2 separate regions of the Homo sapiens genome follow, and region 1 is linked to region 2. A link is a loop called in an ENCODE intact Hi-C map of the cell type or tissue named here. Cell type or tissue: upper lobe of right lung. All regions are shown on one strand. Links, peaks and the distances in the headings refer to the core of each region. The heading gives the core; the rest is flanking DNA.

Evidence for each region. Peaks named below come from ENCODE experiments on the same cell type or tissue, not always from the same donor. Only the 100,000 strongest peaks of a DNase experiment are listed, where the experiment ranks them.
Region 1: a loop joins it to region 2, with 6 times the contacts of the local background. A loop is called at or near these places in 2 of 110 quality-filtered maps.

What each region holds. Positions count from the first base shown.
Region 1 is chr2:65,560,292-65,568,619 of GRCh38, forward strand. No RefSeq gene overlaps it. Among named protein-coding and RNA genes, the nearest start is that of LINC03050, 38 kb to the right of the region's middle. In upper lobe of right lung, for the core only: no CTCF peak of the experiment used is centred there; no DNase peak of the experiment used is centred there.
Region 2 is chr2:64,605,798-64,614,125 of GRCh38, forward strand. It overlaps LINC02579 (long intergenic non-protein coding RNA 2579), which reads left to right and starts at 1,515. Exons shown (of 4, transcript NR_034023.1): 1 at 1,515-1,623; 2 at 6,969-7,288; 3 at 7,381-7,493. LOC105374773 (a long non-coding RNA gene) reads right to left here and starts at 1,442. Exons shown (of 7, transcript XR_007086343.1): 1 at 1,231-1,442; 2 at 340-444. RefSeq lists enhancers at 268-1,467, 983-1,032, 1,750-2,251, 2,252-2,751 and a silencer at 3,261-3,940. In upper lobe of right lung, for the core only: no CTCF peak of the experiment used is centred there; DNase peaks (open chromatin) are centred at 1,414, 2,133 and 3,654; H3K4me3 peaks cover 1,551 bases; H3K27ac peaks cover 1,023 bases.

The DNA.
Region 1 (8,328 bases), core at 217-8,216, 950 kb after region 2:
CCCACTCTGTCGCCCAGGCTGGAGTGCAATGGCACGATCTTGGCTCACTGCAGCCTCCACTTCCCGTGTTCAAGCGATTCTCCTGCCTCAGCCTCTCAAGTAGCTGGGATTACAGGCACCTACCACTACACCTGAGTAATTTTTGTATTTTTAGTAGAGGTGGGGTTTTGCCATGTTGGCCAGGCTGGTCTTGAACTCCTGACCTCAAATGATCCACCCACCTTGGCCTCCCAAAGTGCTGGAATTACACCTGGCCCCATTTCCCATTTTTAAATCTACAATTCAATGGCATTAATTACATGACATTGTTGTGCAACATCAACACTATCTATTCTGAAATGCACGTATTTTAAAAGTGAGTCTAGGCCAGGCGTGGTGGCTCATGCCTGTAATCCCAGCACCTTGGGAGGCTGAGGCAGGCGGATCACGAGGTCAAGAGATCGGGACCATCCTGGCTGAGGCAGGATGCTGAGGCAGGAGAATCGCTTGAACCTGGCCAGGTGGAGGTTACAATGAGCCGAGATTGCGCCACTGCACTCTAGCCTGGCGACAGATTGAGACTCCGTCTCAAAAAAAGAAAAAAAGTGAGTCTACAGAAAGCTCAGTGTGTACCAAACACTCATTCTACCTATTCATTTAGTGAAGAATCATTTATTGGCTAGGAGTGGTGGGAGGCAGAGGTGGGTGGATCACAAGGTCAGGAGTTCAAGACCAGCCTGGCCAAGATGGTGAAACCCCGTCTTTACTAAAAATACAAAAATTAGCCAGGCGTGGTGGCAGGCACCTGTAATTCCAGCTACTTGGCAGCCTGAGGCAGGAGAATTGCTTGAACCCCGGGGGTGGGGAGGTTGCAGCGAGCAGAGATCATGCACTCCAGCCTGGGTGACAGAGTGAGACTCCGTCTCAGAATCATTTATTGAGCGTCTTCCATACACTAGAGAGTAGGGTTGGTAAAATGGATTAAAAGAAAAAAGAATGCCATGAGGCTACCCAAACTGTTAGTAGAATCTTAGGTTTTATATACAGAACTATAGCATCTGGCAAATGGGAGTTGATAGAACTGCAGTATTCACGGATTGAGCAGTGTGTTGAGTCCTTAAGCACCGCATTTGAAAAGATGGCTGCGACTGTACTGGATGGTGATGAGGCGTATGAGCAATGGAACCAGGGACATTTGGGTTAGAAAACAGAAACTCAGGGAAGGCGTCAGTGCAGTTTTTAGTTATCTCAAGGTTTCATCCCGTGGAAGAAAGAAAACTTGGTGCTTTGTTATGTTCAGTTCCTGGGGATATATGTTATGGAACAGGGGAATGGATTTCAGATCAATGCAAGGGAAGACCTATCAGTCTCCCCTGCTCAAGGCCCAGGAGACATTTAAGCTTTAAATGTATATGTATATATATATAGTAACAATTCATACTATGTAGTGTGTGTGTGTGTATATATTGTGTGTATATATACATGGTGTGTGTATATATAGTGTATATAGAATGAATTGTATATATTGCATATATATTGTATATATACTTTCTATATATATGACAATAAATTGTATGGTTTCGCCACCTGTGGGCCTGACAGGGCAGGGGTGAGGGTGGAGAGCTGTGGAATGTTGTATTAACCACACTTAGCCCTAAGAAGCAAACTGGTACATCTGTTTGTTTTGGAAGTGGGGAAATAGAATTAAAGCCATGGAGGATAATCTTCATACTTGATTACTTTCTTTTTTATTGCTCTCTCCTCCCTCTCTGCCTCCCTGTTGTGGATTTGGGACCTTGAAGACTCTTTAAAACGGCCGCTGCTTTCAGGCAGCTGCTGTCTTGGCTCCTCCTGCCTACTTAGGTCTTCCCTTCTCAGGGAGCAGGAGCCTGAGGTCCCACCAGCACCAGGGCTGGGCCACAGCCAGCTTAGCCATGGTGGAAAATACGGCCTTTTCAGGACATATATGCCTGAGCAATTTAAGAGAATACACATACACATACACACACACACGTTGTATTAGTCCATTCTCACACTGCTATAAAGAACTACCTGAGACTGGGTAATTTATAAATAAAAGAGGTTTAATTGGCTCATGGTTTTGCAGGCTGTACAGGAAGCATGGCTGGGGAGGCCTCAGGAAACTTACAATCATGGTGGAAGGTGAAGGGAAAGCAGGTACGTCTTACATGGCTGGAGCAGAAGGAAGAGAGAGAGGAGTAAGGTACCACACACTTTTAAACAACCAGATCTCATGAGAACTCACTCACTATCATGAGAACAGCAAGGGGGAAGTCTGCCTCCGTGATCCAATCACCTCCCACCAGACCTCACCTCCAACACTGGAGATCATAATTTGACATGAGATTTGGGTGGGGGCACAAATCCAAACCATATCACATATAATGTGAAGAGCAAACACTTTTGAAATTAGAGGAAAATGTGTAAGAATTTGTCAATCACTAGTCCCTGCACAGTAATCCCAAGAAACTGAAAACAAAAGGACTTCCCTTGAAATGACAGTTTCCACTTAAAAGATCAAAGAACATTAAAAGCATCAATCAACAAACATTTATTGAACATTCTAGATAATCCTTAAAATCCTTGCAGAGTGACTACCCAGGAGCTTTTACCCAAGTTCACTAAAAAATTCAAAGGGCTCCCTCCACCCTAGAATGCCTCCGGCCTGGAGGCTGCTTTCTATTTTTGCAGCATGAGTGGATTATCTGGGTTACTGTGGTGACCTTCTGTGGTCCCCACACAGCTCTCTTCCCGCTGGTGTAACTGGGCCAAGGTGGCAGCCAATGCCTGGGCAAGGTGTGGGCAATAGGCCAGACTGGGATGCTCTGCAGAGCTCCTGCGCATTTGCCTGGTGGCTGGGGAGTAAGTTCAAAAAGGAGCAGGCAGTCATGAGTATGACTTCCACCTCTGACACCTATCTTTGGGAGCCACCCAGCTCACTCTGCAGCAGTGACCCAGGCATGGATATTGTGACTGCCCTTCCCAGATTGAGTAACTAGATGGGAACAGGTAGTTCAAGCTGGCACCTTGCTCACACCTAAGGTGGTGTTATAGCTGGGTCATTTCCCGAAAGCTACTGGAAAGGGTATTCTGTAAGAATTATGTCGTCTGGGCTTGGCATGGTGGCTCACACCTGTAATCCCAGCACTTTGGGAGGCCGAGGCAGGCGGATCACGAGGTCAGGAGATCAAGACCATTCTGGCTAACATGGTGAAACCCCGTCTCTACTAAAAATACAAAAAATTAGCCAGCATGGTGGCGGGTGCCTGTAGTCCCAGCTGCTAGGGAGGCTGAGGCAGAAGAATCACTTGAACCCGGGAGGCAGAGGTTGCAGTGAGCCGAGATCACGCCACTGTACACCAGCCTGGGCGACAGAGTGAGGAAAAAAAAAAAAAAAAAAGAAACAAAAATAGAAATCTGGGCTCAATCAAGTAAGAATTTAGTTGCCTACAACATTGCTCCATTTCCTTTCCAGGTGATGGCAGCAGTGTGGGGCAGTGGGAAGGGCTGAGTCGGAAGTCAGGGCTCCTGGGTTCTACTTCTGGTTCTGCTGGTCACTAGCTCTGGCCCCTTATATGCGTTTTTTGACCTCTTGGGCTTCATTTCTCTGTTGATGGAAGAGACGCCCATCAGATGATTGCTGAAGGCCCATCCTGCTCTAAGACCTGATGACACCTAAAGGAATGATGCCTAATGTCCTGACACTCACAAGTTACAAATAGCACTCCAAACCGGAGGACACAGTAAGAGCTACATTCATGGGTTTAACTGGTCTCTAAGAGCAGTTTAAATACCTGGGTAACCAGTCCCCATTACCCGCTCCCCAGTTACACCCTCTGATGGTTCCATTCACTTCTTTTCAGAGACCCTGACTGAGAAAGTGGGGGGCTTCAGGATGAGAACACCCCGTCCCATAAGGGAGACCCCTCTGCTGTCCCTGGGATCCCAATACCACTGAGCCTGGCCATCAGTGTCATCAACATCAGGCCCTGCTTCTCTGGGGTGCTGCTTCTCCTGCAACCTCGGCGCACTGAGCGTGTGTCTGGAGGTTCTCTGGGCAGCACCTGCAGCAGAGCTGGCCATGGCAGCCTCCCTTGGGTTTGCATGTGCTCTTCCTGACCAGATTGGTGAGGATACAGGCCTGCCAGCCTCCACCAAGGCCAGTATTGGTGTTGACAGACCAACCTGCAGCCTCCTCTTTCTGGGCGGCAGAACATAGGGTCCTCAGGCAAAATGCTCTCCTATACACTCCCCTGAACTCCCCAGTAGCCTGTGCCCTCCAGCTGGGGGGCACTGGGACTGCCATGGCCTCTTTATGCCCCCAGGGTACAGCCTCTGCTCAGATGCATTAGGGTAAGGCCCCAGCCCATTGCTTATGGGACCAGAGGCATCACACACAAGGGAAGCCGGCTGGGAGTGCGTATTAAGGCTATAGCCACAGCTGCGATGAATAGCCTGTAAAAGGGGCTCCAGCGTTGGGAGACAGTGGAGAGTGGAGGACAGTGGAGGGAGAGTGGGGGACTGTGGAGGGCACATGCCCAGCTGCAAAGGGACAGCCATGACTCGGCTCTGGCCAGAAAGTAAACACAATGGAGCCAGAGAGCTGATTTCTCAAGAGAAGCAATGATCTGGATTTTTTTTTTTTTAAGGTGGAATTCTTCTCTTGATCTTTAAATGCTGGCAATGATTTCAAACTTTAGAAACTCTGCATGGGCCAATACTGTATCAGACAAACTGAACACATCTGTGAGTCCCATTTGCTGGAGGGCCTCTGTATCTAGCCTCCTTGGCAAGGGCTGCTCAAGCCAAGAGCTGTCGTCTTGTCGACAGACAGACAGACAGACTCACGGATTGACAGATGCTTTTGGGCCTTGTTTCCCCTGGTTGCCCAGCAGAAAGCTGTTGTTCCCCATGTGACCTGAGCCAGGGCTCTGGCTAAACCCTTGGGAACTAGTGTGTGGACCAGATACGGGGTCCCTGAACTTGGACTAGATTGGAAGTTGGCCAAAATGACACCTCTGCTCCACCACCCTCTTCCTTTTCTTTTGAGGCAGGATCTCACTCTGGTTCCCCAGGCTGGAGTGCAGTGCCACGATCATGGCTCACTGCAGCCTCGACTTCCTGGGTTCAGGTGATCTTCCCACCTCAGCCTCCCCAGTAGCTGGGACTACAGGTGAACAGTACCATGCCCAGCTTATTATTTTTTTTTCTTTCTTTTTTTCAGTAGAGACAGGATTTCACCCTGTTGCCCAGGCTGGTCTTGAGGCCGCTCTTGGGCTTAAGTGATCCACTGCCTTGGCCTCCCAAAGTGCTGGAGTTACAGGTGTGAGCCACCGGTGCCTGGCCCGTCCTCTCCATTTTCTTGGCCTTTGCTTTGAGTTCCTGCTGGTCCTCATGTAGCCTGTTTCCTACTTCCTCATGGCAACTGGATGTTGGTAACTGATAAACCCGAAGATTTTCCCTTTCTTGGCTGTTTGCTTTATAATGAAGGGTTCTGAAGCCCAGAAATCACTAAAGAAGTTTATGGCTAGGGTGCAGCTTTCTGGGCTGGGCCTGCGCCAGGCTGGAGCTGCTGTCCACAGGCACTGCACTTGGTCCACTGTGTGCTTCACTGGCATAGAAGGGCCTGAACCTTGCCAGGCTTTCTCCCTCCCCCTGGACGGTAGCCGAGGGCAGACCTCATCTCTGGGGACCCAGACTCACAATCTGCCGCCTTGCTAGGGAGGCGACCAAGGCCTGCTCTCAGATCTGGTTGAACTGCTGGAACCGCTCCTTCCTTCCACGCACCCTGAGGGGAGGCCCCTGGGATGCTGGTCAGCGTGATTAAACTCAGTCTCTTTCCTCACTGGTCCAGGTGGCCACAGGCTTGTGCGGCTAGTGAAGTCTGCGCTGTAAAGATGCCCACGCTGCTGTCTCTGGCAGAGCTCACTTGGCTGGAGTGGGAGGGCAGTAGACAGGGCATGAAGGAGGAAAAGAGTGGGAAAGAAGGGCAAAAAAGGGCAAAAACTTGCTTCTGTATTTCTCGGCTTCTGTGAAACTCACTTGGCTGGTATGAAAATTCAGAAGAAAATTTTCAGAGGAACTTTTCACAGGGTATATTTCATTTGCCATGAAAACACTCAGTTGAGTGTGTGCATGTGTGTGCTTGAGTTGCTGAGAGGAGATATTGTGTGGCTTATATTTTAGATTTCGTGAAAGGTATTTAGCCACACACTCATTATAGCATGTGGCAGCTTGAAGTTCAAGTTAGCTTGCTGTGTTGTTGGTGTTTTTGAACCAGTGGGGGAATTACTGTTACTCTGGGATTTTTTTGGGTGGCAATTTAGATACAGTCCTGCCAGGAGAAGCTCTGGGAAATTTCTCTTTTTCTCAGGGTGTCCTGGGGCTGTTTTGGTTTGTTTTTGGGGTGCGGTGCCCTCTCTTCTCAGCAAATCCTTACCAAAGGGCTCAGCATGACTTTTCTGATAAAGCTGGAATCCCTGCGGGCTGCTTGCTCAGATGGATTTGGGCACCCCGGGGAAGGTGTTCTTTTGTTCCGCTGGCAGATGGGCGTGTTCAGTGCTGGTCTGGACATGTGATTCCGGCTGTGGTTTGGGGCTGAGACTGTCTTAGCTCTGACTTCGGAAGAAGATCCTGAGCTTGTCGGGGTCTTGGCACAGGGTCCTGAAAGCCGTATATGGATCAAGACATGGAAGAGAAGTGGGTTTGGGATTGGTGGGTGGGAGCTCTTCCTCACAGGGGCTCCTTTCTCGCTCGGCTTGCTTGGTTGTACTCACACCACTCTGGACTCCTGGTGAGGTCCTAAGTGGTTCATCTTCAACAAAAATGCCAGTTGAGACGCGGCAGAAAGATTTTAAAGGAGAGTCCTGGGGGCTGAGTTGACTCTAGCTAGGCACTGTGGTACCTTCCAGTTTCTTTCCATCTGTGCCTCTGGACAGCTGGGGTCAACCCCATGTACATAGGGTCGGTGGTTGCCCAGGAATAGTGAGGGGGGTGCAGGAAAGGGGGTGCTAGACTTCATGGTTTAGCTGAATTTTAAATGTTAACTAATTTAGATTTGAATAGCCATATGTGTCTAGTGGCTATTAGAGAGCGCAGTTCTAGAGGCTCCTTGTAGGTGGGGTTCCACGAGCACGAATGTGTGATAGCCTGTTGACTGTGAGTCATGCTTCCCAGGCAACATCATAACTTAACCCTACAGAGAGAGGGAGCCTCGGCCGGGCGCGGTGGCTCACGCCTGTAATCCCAGCACTTTGGAAGGCCGAGGTGGGCGGATCACGAGGTCAGGAGATCGAGACCATCCTGGCTAACACAGTGAAACCCCATCTCTAGTAAAAATACAAAAAAAAAAAATTAGCCGGGAGTGGTGGCGGGTGCCTGTAGTCCCAGCTACTCGGGAAGCTGAGGCAGGAGAATGGTGTGAACCCGGGAGGTGGAGCTTGCAGTGAGCCAAGGTCGCCCCACTGCACTCCAGCCTGGGCGACAGAGGAGACTCCATCTCAAAGAGAGAGGGAGACTCCAGAAGGCTCTTAAAGAGTGGCTTTGGGGGTGGGATTTGCAGACACCCTGATGGGCATTTTTTTCTTTCTTTTGGTTGTAGGTGGGGACTTTCGGCAACCCCCAGGTCACGATTCTTCAGCCCACAGCTCTCACATGGTGACATGTTCCTAGGATATGGGGATAACTCCTATGGAGTCATCCAATATTCTACAGAACTCTGGGATAGTCCTAGTGCAATATGTTTTGTCTTAGAATGAAGAGTTTGGGGGTTGGGAGTGGGAATGGAGATAAGAAAGGTTTTCCTTTTCATTTATAGCCTCCACTATGGCTTAAAATTTTGATTGCGTACCTGTGTAACTTTTATCTTAAAAAATACATAAGTACATAAAATTATTATAGGCCTTTTCTCTCTCTCTTTTTTTCCAGCTTTTATTTTAGACTCAAGGGTTACATGCATGGGTTTGTTACATGGGTAAGTTACGTGGTCACAGATAATTTTGTCACCCAGGTAATCAGTATAGTACTTGATAGGTAGTTCTTCAATCCTCACCATCCTTCCACCCTCCACCCTCAAATAGGCCCCTGTGTCTATTGCTCCCTTTTTTTTTTTTTTGAGACAGAGTTTCACTCGTTTCCCAGGCTGAAGAGTGCAATGGTGCGATCTTGGCTCACCACAACCTCTGCCTCCCGGGTTCAAGTGATTCTCCTGCCTCAGCCTCCCGAGTAGCTGGGATTACAGGCATGTGCCACCACGCCTGGCCAATTTTGTATTTTTAGTGGAGATGGGGTTTCTCCATGTTGGTCAGGCTGGTCTCGAACTTCCGACCT
Region 2 (8,328 bases), core at 262-8,261:
TCTTTTGTTGAGTTATCATTTCTTGAGAGCTTCCTGTATGCACAGCACAACATTAAGCTCTCTGACAACAACAATAATAGCTAGCTCTCAACCCAGCACTTAGCGCCAGGTCCTGTTCAAGGTGTTTTCTGTGTATTTGCTCATTGACTCTCCCAAGAGTCCTAAGAAATAGGTACCATTATTCTCATCTCACTTTACAGATGATAAAACTGAGGCACAGAAAAGGAACTTGCCCCAAAACCCACGGCAAGACAGATCTGAACCCAGGGGGTCTGGCTCCAGGCCCATGTGCCTATAGGACCCCTCAAGCTCTGTTATTTCATTGGAACCTACACTTACCTCCAAAGTATGTAGTCTTGTTTTCTCCGTTCTACAGGTGATAACACTGAGGTTGAACAACTTGCCCAAGGTCACCTCATGCTTTACACACCTGTCACTGTGAGACTGACAACCAGAGAACAGTCAAAGGAATTCAGAGGGGGTCATTTCAGGAAGGGGAGACAGGGGAAGAGTCAAGCAGGGGCGGTGGGAATCTGGGAGGTCATGGAGCTCAAGTGTGTGTGCCTGAAAAACCGCTCCCCGAGTGCTGAGGAGCAGCCAAGCCTCCTTCCAGAGCCCTCAGCCCAGGAGAGGTGGCTTACAGTCCCACAGGTGGAGGAGGAGCCTTAGGCTCAAGGTTAACACCCACTCTCCTTCCCTGTTCTGCATCACAGTCACGGGGGTCACCCAAGGAGTGCCTTGTATGGTAGAGAGAGATTAACAGGGCAGCCTCCCAGCAGTCCCCACCCCAACCCTGCTCCCTGGGCCAGCTGTCCCGCTGTCATTGACCCGGTCCCTATTTACAGTTCAGTAGCAGAGGCCTATGACTCAGGGACAGAGGGAATTCCCACGGTGCCAGGCCTCAGGCCATGTGGAGAGTGGCTCATTAAGAGCCACGGCACAGCGATTACCTCCAGAGAGGCGTGTGAGCAGGTACCTTGGAAGCTCTGTTTCTCATGTTTCTAAAGATCGCCAAGGTGTTGTGTTCTGAGTAATAATGAATTGCCTTCATTATTCACACGCACAACCTGCACCACCGCCCACAAAGGCCTTGGACACTCCTGCTGAAGAGGTCAAGTCAGCCCTCTGGTCCCAGCTCTCCCATTGACTGGCTGGTGGGTGTCAGCCTAAGAGCCGTATGGACTTCGTCAGTGCCGGAGTGTGAGGCCCTTTGTATTTTGGAGCCATTACCAGAAAGCAGAGCCTCCAGTAGACCTTTTTCAAACTTTCTGTGTGGTTTGCACGTTCGTCCACTGTACCGAGGTAGCATTTCTTCTCATTATGACTCCTGGGGCTGTCCGCCTGCCTCCGGTTCCCAAAACCCTGTGGGTGTGGAAGCTGTGAGGTAAGCAGAACATGGCCCAGCCCCCGGGCCCTGCTGATTGGTTCAGAAGTGGACCTCTGGCGCAGGCCCCTCCAACCACAACATCCTGAGCTCTTGGCAACAATTGTTTGGTGACGGCCTCAGCTTTTAACTAGAATTTTGGAGAAAAGCTGCAGTGTGTCTTTAACTTGTTAAGCTTGGGAGCTGCTATCGGAGAGTCTTGCATTCTGGGCCCAGCCACATCCCTGCTCTTGGTAAAGGTTAGTTATTTACCTTTAGTTAATTACCTTTACCAAAATTATTTGAGCAAAAAATAAATTATATACATGCACACGCGTGCACACACACACACACCCATACATATGTCTTTAAACTACTTAGAGGGGCGTTCCTGCCACTTGCAACCAGCCTGTCATATATACTTCTCTGAACCATCTGGACATTTTGCAGGAGGTTCCCTTTCTGCAGAGGGACAAAGGGGTTGGCTGGGGAGAACATGAAGGCCTTTGGGTTAATGTGTTGGAAGCTGCCGCCAAGCTTGTAAATGAAAAGCATCTTTGAACTCATTGAGTAAACGTATAGGAAAGTGGATTTAAATTGAACGTCATCTGCCTACCGTCTTGGAAGCACATGTGTATGGCCCCAAAGCTAAAGGCTGCTAGACTTCTGCACAGGAGCTTGCGGCCTGGTGGTAGTCACTTCCCTTGGCGGGGCTTCCAGGGGTCCAGCAGCCTCACCTGACACGTGACACAGGGGCAGAGCCAAGCAAAGCTTCAGCCTCCAGTGCGAGGTGCAGCCACAGCTATCTCCTGCCCAGCTGGATTTTCCAGTCCTGCCGGCACGTTCCTTCCTGTTCCTTCCCTCATCCTTTGGCAAACAGATATCTGCAAACTCAGGCACCCAGAGAGTGAGGGGATTCCCATGGGGCCCTTCCGTGGTATAGGCTCTTGGGGCTCTGCCAGCCTGCTCTTAGAGGCCGGGACTGGTGGGCTAGGCTGGCAAAGCTATCCTCCATGCCCCGCTCTCCTCCCTCCTGTCTTCCTTTCCTCCACCCACCTCGCAGCCCCTGGCCTGCCTTTACTCCCAGCTCTCCTCCCTGAACCAGACCCGCTCCACCCTCTGCCACTTACACCTTTAAGGTGGACAACTGAGCTGGAAGGAGCCTCAGAAACCATCCCCATCCAATCCAGTTCCTTTCCAGAAGGAGAAACTGAGGACAGGGAGGCGAAGTGAGCTGTTAAAAGTCACCATCTAAGGAGCTGTGCTGGGGATAGAACACGGGTGGCTACGCCGGGCATGGTGGTGCGCACCTGCAGTCCTGGCTGCTGGAGAAGCTGAGGCGGAAGGATCGCTTAAGCCCCGGAGTTCGAATCCAGCCTGGGCAAGGGGCGAGATCTTCCTTTCTTAAAAAAAAGGAAAAAAAGGGCCAGGCGAGGTGGCTCACGCCTGTAATCTCAGCACTTTGGGAGGCCAAGGCGGGCGGATCACTTGAGGTCAGGAGTTTGAGAGCAGCCTGGCCAACATGGTGAAACTCCGTCTCTACTAAAAATACAAAAATATTAGCCGGGCGTGGTGGCGCATGCCTGTAATCCCAGCTACTCGGGAGACTGAGGCAAGAGAATCGCTTGAACCCAGGAGGCGGAGGTTGCAGTGAGCCGAGATCGTGCCACTGCACTCCAGCCTGGGCGACAGAGCAAGACTCTGTCAAAAAAAAAAAAAAAAAAAAAAAAAGACAGAAGAAGGAAGGAAGGAAGGAGGAAGGAGAACCAGTGGCCAGCGCCCTGAGTGTGTTTGGAGAGGATTGGGGTGTGGGGGTGTGCGTTTGAAGCCTTGTGTCTCCTGTGGACAAGGAGGAGCGCTCTGTGCCCTGGGGGAAGCCAAGGGAGAGGAGGGGTTGGAGAGGCAGGGACCCCGTCCGCCTGGACACTCGGGAGTGAAGGCGTGACAGGCCTCAGCCGGCCGTCCCTCCTCGCGCCTCTGCCCCGGGGGACGCACGAGGACCAGAAAGCCGAGGGGGCGCAGGGCCTGCTCTGGCCGCCGGGCCCGGGATGCCAGGATGCGGGGGGCCGGGGCTGCCGGTGCTCTTGGGGGCAGGGGGAAGCTCCGCTCCCTCTACAGAGGACAACCGCCCCGCCGCCCCGGCAGCCTCCGAGGCGCCCTCTCCGCGCTTCACTCTCGGCCGCTCCCCCGGAGCCACGCGAGCCGGTCGTGGCGGCTGGACCCGAGCCTGGGAGCCTGCAGGCGGCCGCGCCGCGCTGCGCTGCCGAACCGCCCGGAGCCGCAGGTCCGCCGCCCGCCCGCTCGGGGGCGCCCCAGCTTCCGGCCTCCGGCGGCTTCCGCGTCGCGCTCCCAAGGCCCGGCGGCCGCGCCAGGTCCCCTCGGCGCCCCCCGTCCCCTCTGCCGGGCGCTCGCCCCCGCCTCCACCCTGGGATCTGAGCCCGGGCCGTCTCCCCGCGGCGCCGCGCCTGACGGTCACTCTCTCTGACCTCCTGGGCCCAGTCCTGGGGCCAAGAGCCGCATCCCCGGGGACCTTGGTAGAAAAATATGCGGCTCCTGTAGCCACCCAAGATCTTCTGGATGAGAACCCCTGCACCAGCAGACTGGGTGTCGTGGACCTCCAAGCGGTTTTGACGCTGCGGAAGCTTGAGAACCTCCGCTCTGGAGCCCAGACCCCGCTGGAGGGTGGACAGAGCGGGAGGGTGGACTGAGCCTCTCGGGGACAGCGACCCTGTCTTTGTTCCCTGAAATAGCAGGGAGTCCTGCTGATTATTGACTGGTGAGACAGGGAAAATGGTTCCTGCAGGCAGCCCTGGGGTACTTTAATAAAAATGGTCTTTCCTGGATGATGACCAGGAGTGACTTGGAAACTGACACAAATTTCCTCAAAGGATTGATCCATTTAGCATCTGTTTAGATTACATCCCAAGTTGTTGGCAATGGAGCTGGAAAAGCACTCTGACCCTCTATTGTCAATGGTCTCTGAGGGGCTCACAGCACCTGGCGTGGCTCACATATCCAGCATTCTGCCAGGAACGTGGACCCTTGCTTCATGGACGTCATTTATAGGCTGAGTGAAAATCTATCCCAGAAGGTTTGGGATACATTTGAAGATACTTCCAACCTTCACTAAAGATTATTCCCATTTCATAGGAAGGAACTACGTCCCTTCTTATTCCACCTAGAAAAATGTGGAATAATTCAAAAGATGTGACCATAACTTTTTGTCTTTTTTCCAGAATATTTTAAAATATGTTTACATAATATTTACAATAAAATTTAACACATTCATAACTCTGTAATGTGTCGCATCCCCTGAGACCCAAGTGTCTGCTGTTAACCTAGTGACAGGGAGGGCTAAGCGTGGTGTGTTAAGGAATGTTGGCTCACTGCACAATATCTCCCACCAGAAGTCCATTTTGCAGCCAACAACCTTTGAATCACCCTGCCCTTGACTCAAGGGGATGATTCTGATGGTGGAGTACGGATCAGAGCGAGGGGAGATTTGGGATAGGCCGGCCAGGTCTCTCAAGTCCCATCTTCCAGGTGACCCTCTCACCTGCTTCTAAGCCTTTGAATGGGTTGTAAGAGGTTGGGGGCTGGGGGTTAGGGATGAGAGGAGGGCCCCAGAAGATGGGGCTTTCTGGCTGGTCTGCTTGGGGAGGATGGGAGAGGGTTTGATAGAGCAGGTGTTTGTTCAGGGCCAATTGTGCTGTCAAGAGCCTGTTTATCCCAACAATTCTACTTCAGGAATTTCTTCTATGGGAATAATCAGAGAGGCCTTAAATGACCAACAATAGGCTGGGCACAGTGGCTCACAACTGTAATCCCAGCACTTTGGAAGGAGGTGGGTGGATCACCTGAGGTCAGGAGTTCGAGACCAGCCTGGCCAACATGGCAAAACCCCATCCCTACCCAAAATACAAAAAATTAGCCCGGCGTGGCACCTGTAATCCCAGCTACTTGTGAGGCTGAGGCAGGAGAATCGCTTGAACCCAGGAGGCGGAGGTTGCAGTGAGCCAAGATCTAGCCACTGCACTCCAGCCTGGGCAATGGAGAAAGACTCTGTCTCAAAAACAAACAAACAAACAAACGGAAAAACCTAACAATGTGGGAGGGGTTTAAAGAAGAGAGCTCAGTCACATGAGAGAACAATCTGCAGCCATCAAAAAATCCCATTTTCAAAACAGTTCTAATGACATGGAGAATTGCTCATGATATGAGGTAAAAAGCAGCATAGAAAATGGTATTGTATGATACCTACTTTATGCAAAATACATATTATTTGCCTAAGGAAACATATATTTTTAAAAAGGACTGGAAGAGAGTTTGTCAAAATATTAACAATGATTTTCTTTGGGTGATGGGTTCATAGGTGATATTTGGTTTCTGCTTTATTTTGTCTGTTTTCCATAATGAGCACATGTTACTTTTGAATTAGAAAAATAATTTAAGAACCTGCAATGTTCTAAGCATTGTGCCAGACTCAAAGATGAATAAGCTACAAAGACGTATTTTCTGCCTTGGAGGAACTCATCATGGTCAATGGAGATAAGAGGTAGCCAGAAAATCGCAGTGTGGGGCAGGGTGGGACAAGTGTATAAGAGAGAGAGGGGCAGGACGCAGTGGGAGCTCAGGGGAAGGACAGAAGACATCCCCTGAAATCTAAGTTCCCTGGGAGCTGGCACCTAGGAGGTCAGCAGAGCAGGGTGGGGTCAGAGTCCCAGCTCTGCTCCCTGATGCCCTGTAGCTTTGGGCAGGTTTCACTAACTAGTCTGGCTTTCCCGTCTGTAAAATGGGATAATGAAAGGTTTTTGTGAGCAATTAATAAGGTAATGAATACAAAACATGGTCCCTGGCACAGAGTAAGTGCTCAATAAAAATTACATTTACAATAGAATTTCTAAAGTCAAGTCTGGGCAGGAAAGTGCAAGGGTAGCGAGGAACTGGTTGAGGTTGCTTGGGGTTCACAGGGAAAGGGTGGGAGACAGGATACAGGATGCCAGCCAAGGGGCACAGCTTCTGGCATAGGTGCTGCACCGCCCTGGAGGCTGGGGGACCAGTTGGGTGGGGGTTGCCTCCTGTGCCCCCTGAGCAACAGAATAATGGAGGATGGCTTGGGGATGAAAGGATGGAGAGTCAACGGGCACAGTGGCTCACGCCTGTAATCCCAGCACTTTGGGAAACCAAGGCGGGTGGATCACCTGAGGTCGGGAGTTTGAGACCAGCCTGATCAATATGGTGAAACCCCACCTCTAACAAAATTAGCCGGTCATGGTGAGCATGCCTGTAATCCCAGCTACTTGGGAGGCTGAGGCAGGAGAATTGCTTGAACCCGGGAGGCGGAGGAGGTTGCAGTGAGCCGAGATCGCGCCATTGCACTCTAGCCTGGGCAACAAGAGTGAAACTCCATCTCAGAAGAAAAAAGAAAGGATGGAGAGTCTGGAGCTAAACTCAAAGCCCTTAGCCCTGACTGGAGAGGGTGAGGGCATGAAGGGACCTCCACAAATCACCCTTGGCATTAATCAAGCATCTACAGTGTTGTATGTGCTCTGTTTTTAGTCCTGTTATAACCTTGAATATCAACATTACTATCTCCATTTTACAGATGCAGAAACTGAGGCCCGGGACCACACACCTGACACCAAGTGGACTAGGATTCAGGCCGTTGACCATATTCTTTCAACTTCAGGAGCAACAGCACCTGGAGGACCCAAATTTGCTGTCATCCTCCACGAGGCCTCAGCAGTCTCCAACATGGAAGGGCACTGAGCCAGCCTGGGGGTTTCCAGGGACCTTCCTGACTGAACACTGGAAAGACCCTTTCATTCCATCCTGTCCCCCAGGTGGGACCCCACGCCCTGAGGTGGAACAGAGGTGAAGAGGAAGGGGAGCGGCTCCTGTGCATTTTAATAGAAATGAATTCAAGTAAGTGTGAGAATGTCATAAATCCCTCAAGAGGGCTAGAGGTGGTGGAGGAGCCCCTGTATCCCCAGGTGATCCCTCTGATGCCTTGACAGGTTCTCTCCTGAAGGACTCAGTTCCTTGGGCCCAAACTTCTCCAGTCTCTCATGAAAGGAGATGAACTGCTTCAGATAAAGTGCTAATCTTCAGCCTCAAAGTCCTCAGAAGGGTAAGATTGCTATGTATCTGAAGATGGGTGCAATAGAAAAGCAAATGTCCCATAAGACCCCAGCTCTCTCCTCCTCCACTGAGAGCGCACACTGTCTACAGGGCAAGTCTCGTTGCTTGAGAAAGTTCTTTTAATTTTTTCCAATCCACCTGGCAAAGAGCCTGACCACAACGTCTGTCTCACCCTCCTTCCCGAAACTTCGGTCTCCCCCATGGGATTTTCAGAATTTGGGAGGGGGTGCTGTGTTGCTTTGCAGTTCTGCTGCCCATTTTTCACAAGAGAAAACTGGGTGTCAACGAAATGAGAATAGATTCTGCAGTGAAAGCATTTGGAGCCAGACAGTGGGAGAAATCTGATGTATAACAGTGGTTTTCAACCACGGCTGCAAATTAGAAGCACAAGAACACTTCAAAAAATACTCATACCCAGGCCCCACCAAATATTTATCTTGAGATGGGATGCTTTCTTGCCTGCTTTCCTTGTGTGTGGGGTGTGTGTATGTGTGCTTGTGTGTGTGATATGTGTGTTTTAAAAAGTCTTCCAGGTGATTCTAATATGCCAGAGCTAAGAATTACTCACCTAAAATAAGACAACTGTGTTAGAAAGAATATCCAATAGAGAAATGAACAAAAGACATGAATGGGCAATTCACAAAGACAAAATAAAAATGGCTAATGGGCACATGAAAACCTGTTGACCCCAATTAATAATTAAAGAAATGCTAAATAAAACAATAATGAGATAGCATTTCACGTATCAAGTTGTCAACCCTTTTTTTTTCTAATGAAAGAATATTCCCAGGAATAACAACAACATGTTTGTGTGTGTTGGGGGT